Regions from separate parts of the Homo sapiens genome. Here region 1 is linked to region 2. The links are chromatin loops, found by intact Hi-C in ENCODE. Cell type or tissue: ascending aorta. All regions are shown on one strand. Each heading gives the region's core, and the rest is flanking DNA. Links, peaks and the distances in the headings are about the cores only.

Region 1 (5,452 bases), core at 359-5,358, 67 kb before region 2:
CCCACAGCCCATGGGCCGCATGTGGCCCAGGACAGCTTTGAATGCAGTCCAATACAAATTCATAAACTTCCTTCCTTTTTTTTTTTTTTTTTTTTTGAGGTGGAGTCTCACTCTGTCACCAGGCTGGAGTGCAGTGGTGCGATCTTGGCTCACCACAGCCTCCGACTCCCTGGTTCAAGAGGTTCTTCTGCCTCAGCCTCCCAAGTAGCTGGGATTACAGGCACAGGCCACCACACCCAGCTAATTTTTGTATTTTTAATAGAGAAGGGGTTTCACCATGTTGGCCAGGATAGTCTCGATCTCCTGACCTTGTGATCCACCCGCCTCGGCCTCCCAAAGTGCTGGGATTACAGGCGTGAGCCACCACGCCTGGCCAATTCATAAACTTTCTTAAAACATGAGAGTTTTTTGTGATTTTTTTTTCCCAGCCCATTAGCTATTGTTCATGTTAGTCTCTCTTACGTGTGGCCCAAGACAATTCTTTTTCTTCCAATGTGCCCCCGGGAAGCCAAAAGATTGGACACACGTACTTTAAGGTGAGCAAAGGGTTGAGTACAGGGCTGAATACATGAAGGTGCTCAACACACAGTGGCTGTTGTTCTTATCTTTCCATTCTCAGCCAGTCTCTCGCCCAGTGCTGGAGACAAAGTACTCGCTTGGTGAAAGTGAAGCGGAAAGTGGATGGCGGCTGTGTCTGACGCTACCAGTTGGGCATCCAATGCCGATTTCTCCTTCTTTGCTAACAGAGCTCTGTGTTTGTTCAGAGCAGCCCAGTGAGAACACTCCCTTCCCCAGCTTCACTGCAGCCAGCAATCAGGGCCACGTAGATCTGATGATGTAGGAAACCACAGGGTGGGGCTTCAGGGAAAGCCATGTTTTCTTACCATTAAGAATGGACAGACTTGCCGGGCGCAGTGGCTTACGCCTGTAATCCCAGCACTTTGAGAGGCCAAGGTGGGTGGATCATGAGGTCAGGAGTTTGAGACCAGCCTGGCCAACATGGTGAAACCCCGTCTCTACTAAAAATACAAAAATTAGCCAGGTGTGGTGGTGCACACCTATAATCCCAGCTACTCAGGAGGCTTAGGCAAGATAATCGCTTGAACCTGGGAGGCAGAGGTTGCAGTGAGCTGAGATCCTGCCACTGTACTCTAGCCTAGGTGACAGAGCGAGACTCCATCTCAAAAAAAAAAAAAAAAAAAGCATGGACAGACTTGGCTACCACGTGCCTTTTGTCTTTGATGTCCCTCTCATTCCACCAGCTCTGCGGGGGTGATGTCAGAGGTCCAGCAGCCATCCTGTGACTATGAGAACAGGCTGCTGAAGCAAGCAAGGAGACAGTCTCCAACAGAGCCCTGGACTTCTGATTTCTGAAGTCTTTGCTTTGTGAAAAAAGAAACCCCTTACCTGTTCAAGCTGCCATTTGTGGAGTTTTTATATGTGTAACTCAGTGGTCTCAATGGGAGGAAGCAATTTTACGTCGGCGGTGGGGCATTTGCCCAGCATGTTAGACTACTGTGGCTCAAGCTGAAATCACCATCTTTATTACCAAACCCCTGTCTTATGCTTCTTCCTTCTATTGGTCACATCTACTCTTTGCTGTCTTGAATTCCCTCCATTTCCACAAAGCATTCCCTTTGTAGCTCATAGGGACTTTTTCCATTCTGCTTTCCCCTGGCACTTTAAACCGTATTGTGATGTGATGCTTCATATTACTACGTTCATGTATGGGCAGGTTGGTTTTATACACAGTCTATATCTGTAAGAGAAAGACTATGCCTAAGACTCCTGGGTCACTCATGTGAAGGTTTCCCACTGAGCTGGGTGTGTAGCTGGTGCTTTGGAATATTCCCTGACCAATCCTGCAGAGTCTCTTCCATGAACAAGTTACCATGAAAGGCTCCGCTTAGGGCTTCCCCCGCAGCGCTTGATCAGGCTGGAAACCAAAACCAGACAAGATGAGTCTTAAGCAACACGTTCCTTCTTTCCTGAAACCCTGGCTTCTCTTCACCAGGGTTACTCTGACTGGAGTCTTCTTCAAGAGTGAACATGGGCCGGGTGCGGTGGCTCACGCCTGTAATCCCAGCACTTTGGGAGGCCGAGGCGTGCGGATCACGAGGTCAGGAGATCGAGACCATCCTGGCTAACACGGTGAAACCCCGTCTTTACTAAAAATACAAAAAATTAGCCGGGCGTGGTGGCGGGCTCCTGTAGTCCCAGCTACTCAGGAGGCTGAGGCAGGAGAATGGCGTGAATCTGGGAGGCGGAGCTTGCAGTGAGCCAAGATTGCACCACTGCACTCCAGCCTGAGCGACACAGCAAGACTCCATCTCAAAAAAAAAAAAGAGTGAATGTGGTTCTCCAGGGCCTCCTTGCTGCCTCATATGCTGTGGGCGCTCAAACAGTGCAGAACAATACTCCCCCATGTGCCCGTGGGGATGGGTTCATTGGACCTCCACATAGCCTTCAAGGAAAATTACAGTGCAGTGCATCCACCGCCATGGATAGCTGGGATGAAAGCAGCCATAATTCAGTGATGCCACTCCAGGGATACAACTTCAGCATAGGATGAAAGGAGAAAATTAACTGCAAGATAAAAAGCTGTGATTTAAAAGACAAACTCTTATGAGTGTCAGCAAGGGGGAAAGCAACATGTGAAATGCAGACGGCAGGGGAGCACACTCACCTTTGCTGGATGACACTTTGGAAAGGCCTTCTTGCATGAAGTCTCTCGTCACAGCCACCACTTCTTGAACCGCTGCCCCACATGACTCACGGAGCTGATGAAGCACAGCCTGGGAAGGCGGATGGGACCCAGGGAACACAAGCCTCCATCAGCCAGCTCGGCAATTTCTTCACTTAGCTCAAATCTGTTCACCAAGCCACAAGTTTAGGGCCAAAATACATTAAGTACTCTTTATTTTTAAAATAACAAATAGCCCACAGAAATAAAGCCAACACAGTTGGCATCCCTGCTATAATCGTGTTGGCCGTGTGTCAGAACAGGGTGTGATGACTCCTGAATTAGACTTTTTTCCTCTCTGAAGCTGTTTTTTCAAATGTGGACTTACAATTACCTAGAGAGTCTACAAGGCAGATTTCTGAGCCCCACTTACTCGTCCTTTATGAGATCTCCATAGGGGAGGCCCGGGAATCTTCATTTATAAACAAGCTCCTGGTGGGGAGTGGAGAGGGTGCTCACGGCACAGGAAAGTCTGAGAAGCACGTTCCAGTGGTATATTCTATGGACTGTGAGTTCATTCAGGGACATAAAATAAGAGATTACCCTGGGAGGCTCTGATGGACAGAGAGAGGTGGCAGGAATAGGAAAAGCTGGCAAATAAGGAAAATAGAAATCAGAAAAATCATATTCCCCACAACATTTCCTTTCAAGCACATATCTTTTTCTTTAAACAAACTCTCTGAACATCAGCGGATGCACAGCTCCTGCAGATGTTCTGGAAGTTTCTACACATGGGCACGTCATGTAGAACAGAACATCCCCCAAGGTCTCACTCCTTCTCAGCATGGAGGCACCGAGGTCTCACTTCTTCTCAGCATGGAGGTGCATGCATAGCTGGGCCGAGAGCCAGGGACTATTGGCTGATGCTGGCTCCAAACTACAGCACCCGGGGCTGCTGCCACACACCTTCCATGGCACCCTGTGACCGTGAGCTGCCAGCATGAGTCAGAGAGAGCCTCGATGTGCATTGCTAGGGACATTGTTGAGGTTTTTAAAAGTTGTAATGTTAATATATTTATTGTGAAAAAACCAAGCACGGCACAATGATGTTAACTGCGTTACTTCCCCTGGCCTTTCTTCTCTGCTATCCATAGGGAAGCACTCTTAGCATGATATGCAAATCCTTCTCATCAGATCCTATGTATATGGAAATCTATGTGTGTGTAGCCAGCTCCTACAAGTTACAGTGGCAGGATCATTTCTTGTGACATGGAGGATGCTTATCCTCTCTCTTTCCACATATCCTCATGGAGATGGTCACAGCAGCTCCAGGATAAGCTGCCTCTCAGCTACGGCACTGGCTCCTTTACCAAGCACCCCTGAGCTCCAAGCCTATCCTCTGCCCTGGAACACAGCAGCCTATATGTTCCCCAGACCCTCCTTTCAGAGGTCTTCCAGTTGGTTTCTGTCAATGGGAGGTAAGCAGGTGGGAGGAGAGAGAAGGAATTTCCACTCTATTTCTGATGCCAGCTTTGCCCAGGAGCAGCAGACAATGGCCCCAGCCTTGGGCTTCTCTCAGCACTGCCAGCCCCAACCTTACTGGGACCCCTCTGAGCTACCAAGACAAGCTTTGCTGTCTTCTCACACTTTCTGGGTCATGTGCCTTCCAGAGAGCCCTGCGCACCAGCTGCCTGGAGCTTCCCCAACCGGAGCCCTCATTCTTGCTCCTGGTAACATCATTCTTCTCCCATGTTACATCAGTCCTAGAGCAGGAGCTGCTTCTGAGGTTGTTGGTAGCATCCTCTGGTTCCCTTTTGGTCCTCCAACACCCCCATGATCAATTCCCTGGGTTTGAAATATCCAGGGTTGGTTCTGTGTCTTAGAGTGGGTTGTGACTGATGCTGATAAGAAGATTTTGCAGTAAAAACAGATACATTTTGCCTGAGTCAGGCTTTGTTCTGAGAGATAAGCCTATGGATAGAAACAGCTAAAGGATATAAAAGGCTGAGCATACAAACAGTCAATGGTCAGACCATATAAAAAAGAACTTGAGGCCAGGCGCAGTGTCTCACGCCTGTAATCCCAGCACTTTGGGAGGCTGAGGAGGGCAGATCACAAGGTCAGGAGATCGAGACCATCCTGGCTAACAGAGTGAAAGCCCATCTCTACTAAAAATACAAAACATTAGCTGGGCATGCTGGCAGGAGCCTGTAGTCCCAGCTACTTGGGAGGCTGAGGCAGGAGAATGGTGTGAACCTGGGAGGCGGAGCTTGCAGTGAGCCGAGATCACACCACTGCACTCCAGCATGGGCGACAGAGAGAGACTCTGTCTCAAAAAAAAAAAAAAAAAAAAAAAAAAAAATATATATATATATATATATATATATATATATAGAACTTGACCCACCACCTGCGTCCAAAGAAGCCAACCTAATATCTACAGTAACCAGCCCAGGAATCTACCCTGCTTCCTGTAAGTCATGTTTGTAGGAAGTCAGACCACTGTCTCTAGCAACAATCCAGGAAGGCCAACCATAAACCCGTAACAATCAGCTCACACAGACAAGACTTGATTCATAACTGACAGCTGCCCTAATTTTCACCCCACTTCCAACTTAGGATCCACAGGAGAAAGCCAAATATGACTCCCCAGTCAATCACATAGGAGGTCTCATTTCTAGTTGGGACCTTTCAGCTCCTCCAGACCAACAGTCTCCAATCAGGGCACACCTGGAGCCTTCTTCCTTTCACATGAAGCTTTCCCACTCC
Region 2 (5,452 bases), core at 176-5,175:
GCAGAGGTTAGTGAATGTTCTTCTTGATTATGTTTTTATACTTTTCCTATAGATAATATTGACATGTTCCTCAGACACACAAATATTCTTGATGAGATATAGCAGGATATAATAGTGTTTGCATAAAATAATGGTGCTTGCAATAAGCTTCTCTCTTGTGGGCAATATTAGTTTGGTTTTTTTAAAGTTCTTTATATCCATGAGGAGGGGAAAAAATCACATTTTGAAGAGAAGCCTTACCGATTCATAGATTTACGAGTTAAAGGAGATAAGAGATTCCTTTTGCAAAAGACATAATATACCAATTTTAAATAATTGGTTTAACTGATATAATTTTGCAACTTGCTTTTCTCCCACTTGACATTATGTTTTTGACATTCATTCATGATGAAGTATGCTGCTTTAGTTAATTAACTTTTAATCCTGTGTGATAAGTATAGTATTCTACTGTATAAATATACTATAATTTACCTATTTACTGTTAATGGACATTTTGATTTTTGCCTTTTCTTCTGATATAAGCAATGCTACAATGAGCACTTTTATACATGTGCCATCATGGCCAAGTGTGAGTTTCTCTAGCATGAACCATGAAAGCAACACTGCTCGGGTAGACGATACATACTCATCTTCCCCTTAACCATCTATTGCCAAATTGTCTTTCAAAGTCTTGAGCCAGTTCACGCTTCTGCCAGCAGTTTGTGAGTTCTCATTTCTCTACATCTTCATCAATACTTTTGAGTATAAACTAAAATAACTCATTTTTCTTATTACTAGTGAATAATCATGTTTTCATATATATAGGCTATTCAGTTTTTCTTTTCTGTGTTTTATCCATTTATATCCCTTGCTCATTTTTTCTATTGGCCTGTTTATAGCTTACTGATTTGTATGAATTTTTTACACATACTAAGTTCTAATCCTTTTCTGGTTATCTAAATTGCAAATCTTTTTCTAACTGGTGACTTGCCTATTCACTTTGTTTATGGTGGCTTTTCATATGATAAATTTTGGGGCCAGGTGCAGTGGCTCATGCCTGTAATCCCAGCACCTTGGGAAGCCACGGCAGGAGGATTACTTAAACCCAGGAATTTGAGACCAGCCTGGGCAACAAAGAGAGACCCTGTCTCTACAAAAATAAATAAATAAATAATAAAAAAATACAACATTAGCGTGGCATGGTGGGGCACTCCTGTAGTCATAGCTACTTAGGAGGCTGAGGCAGGAGAATCCCTTGAGCCCAAGGGTTTGAGGCTGCAGTGAGCTGCCGTCACACCACTGCACTCCAGCCTGGGCGACAGAGCAAGACTCTGTGTCTAAAAATAAAAATGAATAAATAAATAAAGTTTACCTAATTGTAGTCAAATACATCAGTCTTTCCCTTTCAGTTTTGGGTACATGTATATGGCATAAAGAGATTTTTTTTTTTTTTTCAAGACAGAGTCTTGCTCTGTAGCCAGGCTGGAGGTCAGTGGCACGATCTTGGCTCACTGCAACCTCTTCCTCCTGGTTTCAAGCAATTCTCCTGCCTCAGCCTCCTGAGTAGCTAGGGCTACAGCTGCTCGCCACCACACTGGCTAATTTTTATATTTTTAGTAGAGACAGCTCTTTACTATGTTGGCCAGGCTGGTCTCAAACTCCTGACCTTAAGTGATCCGCCCACCTCGGCCTCCCAAAGTGCTGGGATTACAGGTGTGAGCGATTGCGCCTGGCCTATATTTTCTTGCATTTTCTTCCAACTGTTTTAAAGTTTTGATTTTGCATTTAGATTTTTCATACCTCAGAAAGTAATGTATTTTCTCCCGCACTGAGTGTTAATTTTCCAAGCACCGTTTGCTGAGTAACCTGTCCTTTCTGCAATGTATCACGCCGTCTCTGTTATAGCCCGAGCCTCCATATGCCTGAGGCTGCTTTCAGATGCTCTGTTCTGTTCTATTTCCTTTTTCTGTATACTTTGCAACATTTATTTTTTTGCAGGGCAAGTCTCCCAACTATTTTCTTCTTGAATTTTTATGTTCTTAGGTTCAGAAATTTTTTTTTTTTGAAAACTGGTCACTGGTTTCTGTTTCCTTTAGGGGTATGACAAAGTATCAGTTAGGAATCTTTCTCTTCCAAGGAACAAAAAGTGCTTCTGACTATTTTAAGCAAAAAGAAGGGCGGGGGTTGGTGACGGGAAGAATTTTTTCACAAGGATATGAGGCTCACAGAATTGGCAGGAGACTGAGAGATCTGGCTTAGAAAATGGGTCAGAAGCAAGGCAGTGCCAGGAGAGGAAGCAGAATGAAGCCTAACCACAAAGCAGCCTGGAACATGGTGGTGCCAGCGCCTTCCACCACTCACTCACTGGCTGCAGAGTGGACCCTCAGTGGGATATAACTGAACTGACTTTATAGGACTTACCTTTTAATGTTAGAAGTTGCCCAACAGAGAGGGTGATTTTATGTGATATTATTGATGCTGAAGCACCATTTTTTTAAACTATCCAAAAGACACTGAAATCATGCCATAATCAGAGATGATTGATTTGTTTTTTATTGGACTTGACTTGACTTGTTCCCCTATGTCTCAGGTCAACAAATAACAAATTCACATCAACTGCATCAAATGATTTTTATATAGGTTCAAATAGTAGGTCTTCATCATAGCTATATATTAGAATCACCTGGAAAGATTTGACAACTTATTGATTCCCTCAACTCTCTTAAGACCAATTAAGTCAGAATCCCTGGTGTTGGGACCTGAGCTTCAGTGTTTTTTTTTTTAAAGCTCTCCTTCCCTTATCCACTGATGCTAACAGGCAGGCAGTGCTGAGAGTCGTTGGGCTAAAAGCAAACAGTTGTGCTAACACCAATTACAAGTGAGATTGCCTCTATATCAAAACTGTTCCTCCATGTTTGGTTTGTACAGTAGCACCACAATGTAGACTCAAAAGAAGCATTGACAGATTGGAATCTATTTCAAACTTGCATACTTCATCGATGGAAACAAAGGCTGGTAAAAGATCTACATGTTCCTCAGACACACAAATATTCTTGATGAGATATAGCAGGATATAATAGTGTTTGCATAAAATAATGGTGCTTGCAACCAACTTCTTTCTTGTGGGCAATATTAATTTGATTTTTTTAAGTTCTTTATATCCATGAGGAGGGAAGAAAAATCAGGTTTTGAAGAGAAATCTTACTGACTCATAGATTTACAAGTTAAAGGAGATAAGAGACACCTTTTGCAAAAGACATAATATACCAAACTTTATTTTCGTCAGGAGAAAACCATGCTGATAGACTTAATTACAGTAAACAGTTCAGCGATTAGGATCTATCACTCAGAACATGATCTGAGTGATTTCGATAGCAAGAGTGCTGCTCCTGAGGCATATTTGTCTTCTTCAAATTTGAGTGATTTAATTCCTTAGATTGGTTGGCTTTCAAAAGAGGGAATTCTTGGAACCATTCTAAAGAGGTCTCTGGATGACTTCAGAGTAAACCTTAAATTAATCATATGTGAAGATCTATGCTTCCATAATGTTTCCAAAAGGCGTATTTTGATTGACATTCTCAGGTGTATATATGTTACTGATCCTAAACATGAGTCCAACAACTGTACCCACTATTAGTGGTATGCCACAGATGTGCAATAACCAGCTCTGGGCTGGGCTTGTCAGCTAGCCCCCTAACACTTTGGGAGGCCAAGACCAGTCTGGGCAACATAGTGGGACCATGTCTGTACAAAACAACAACAACAACAAAATGGATGTTGTAATGTGTACCTGTAATCTTAGATAATTGAGGGGCTGGGGCAGGAGGATTGCTTGAGCCCAAGAGTTCGAGGTTATAATGAGCTATGATCACATCACTGCACTTCAGCCTGGGCAACAGAGCAAGACCTTGATTCTGAAAAATATTAGTAATAATTTTAAAAATAATCAGCTGTCTTTGGGGGCAAAGTGCTGTTATGTAGTGGTTGCCTACTTCTATACTGCAAACACTACCAGCTATGGCCAAGTTGATTTCAAGCTACCAAATTGAGGTCACTTAACACGGAGTTGGGAAGAGTTACACGGATGTACACCATTGTATAATAACTCCTTTATACAGATACAATAGATAGAAATAAGAGTATAGATGATAGTAATATATCATAAAACAGGAGGTCATCCATTTTGAAGATCAATTACCTCTGCTTTTAATATATTTAATTAAATCTTATACAGTTTATTTTTTAGTAGACTTTATTTTTTAGAACAGTTTTAGGTTCACAGCAAAACTGAGCAGAAAGTGCAGAGTTCCCATATATCCCCTGCATCTTCTCCCACAGCTCCTTCTACCCCACTATCAATATCCTACACCATGCAATACATTTGTTACAACTGATAAACCTACATGGACTCACGATTATCATCCAAAGTCCATAGTTTATATTAGTGTTCACTCTTGGTCTTGTACATTTTATGGGTTTTGATAAACATATAATGATATGTATCCACCATTACAGTATCATAAAGAATAGTTTCATCACCCTAAAAGTCTGTGCTCTGCCTTTTCATTCCTTCCTCCCGCAAACCCTGGGAACCACTGATCTTTTAATTATCTCTATAATTTTTCTTCTTTCAGAAGGTCATATAGTTACAATCATATAGTTTGTAGTCTTTTTAGATTGGCTCTTTCTTTCTTTCTTTCTGTCTCTCTTTCTTTCTTTCTTTCTTTCCCTTTCTTTCCTTCCTTCTTTCCTTCTTTCCATCTTTCCTTCTTTCCTTCCTTCCTTCCTTCCTTCCTTCCTTCCTTCCTTCCTTCCTTCTCTCTCTCTCTCTCTTTCTGTCTTTCTTTCTTTCTTTCTCTTTTTAACAGAGTCTCACTCTGTCGCCAGGCTGGAGTGCAATGGCAGGATCTCCGCTCACTGCAACCTCCGCCTTCTGGTTCAAGTGATTCTCCTGCCTCAGCCTCCTGAGTAGCTGTAGCTGGGACTACAGGCATGCGCCACCACGCCCGGCTAATTTTTGTATTTTCAGTAGAGACGGGGTTTCACCATGTTGGCCAGGATGGTCTTGATCTCTTGACCTCGTGATCCGCCTGCCCCAGTTTCCCAAAGTGCTGGGATTACAGGCGTGAGTCAACACACCCGGCTGGCTTTTTCTTTCACTTAGTAATATACACTTAATATTCCTCCATGTCTTTTCATGGCTTGGTAGCTCATTTCTCCTTAATGCTGAATACTATTCCACTGCCTGGATGTACCACAATTTATGTAGCCATTCACCTACATTTTGGTTACTTCCAGATTTTGGCATTTATAAATGAAGCTACTATAAACATCTGTGTGTATTATAAGTTGTTATGTGGACATAAGTTTTCAACTCATTTGGGTAAATACCAAAGAGTGCAATTGCTGGATACAGAGTTTAATTTTTAATAATGGCGGTGTTTAAAAATCACCTTGGAAAATTGCTGGAAAT

Evidence for each region. Peaks named below come from ENCODE experiments on the same cell type or tissue, not always from the same donor. Only the 100,000 strongest peaks of a DNase experiment are listed, where the experiment ranks them.
Region 1: it touches region 2 in a loop (5-fold over the local background); 3 of 110 quality-filtered maps call a loop at or near these places.

The regions. Positions count from the first base shown.
Region 1 is chr2:105,668,713-105,674,164 of GRCh38, reverse strand. No RefSeq gene overlaps it. Among named protein-coding and RNA genes, the nearest start is that of LINC02946, 61 kb to the right of the region's middle. In ascending aorta, for the core only: no CTCF peak of the experiment used is centred there; a DNase peak (open chromatin) is centred at 2,784; H3K27ac peaks cover 486 bases.
Region 2 is chr2:105,601,899-105,607,350 of GRCh38, reverse strand. The region is part of intron 1 of LINC02946 (long intergenic non-protein coding RNA 2946); the gene reads left to right. Among named protein-coding and RNA genes, the nearest start is that of LINC02946, 5.9 kb to the left of the region's middle. In ascending aorta, for the core only: no CTCF peak of the experiment used is centred there; a DNase peak (open chromatin) is centred at 2,170; H3K4me3 peaks cover 725 bases; H3K27ac peaks cover 1,726 bases.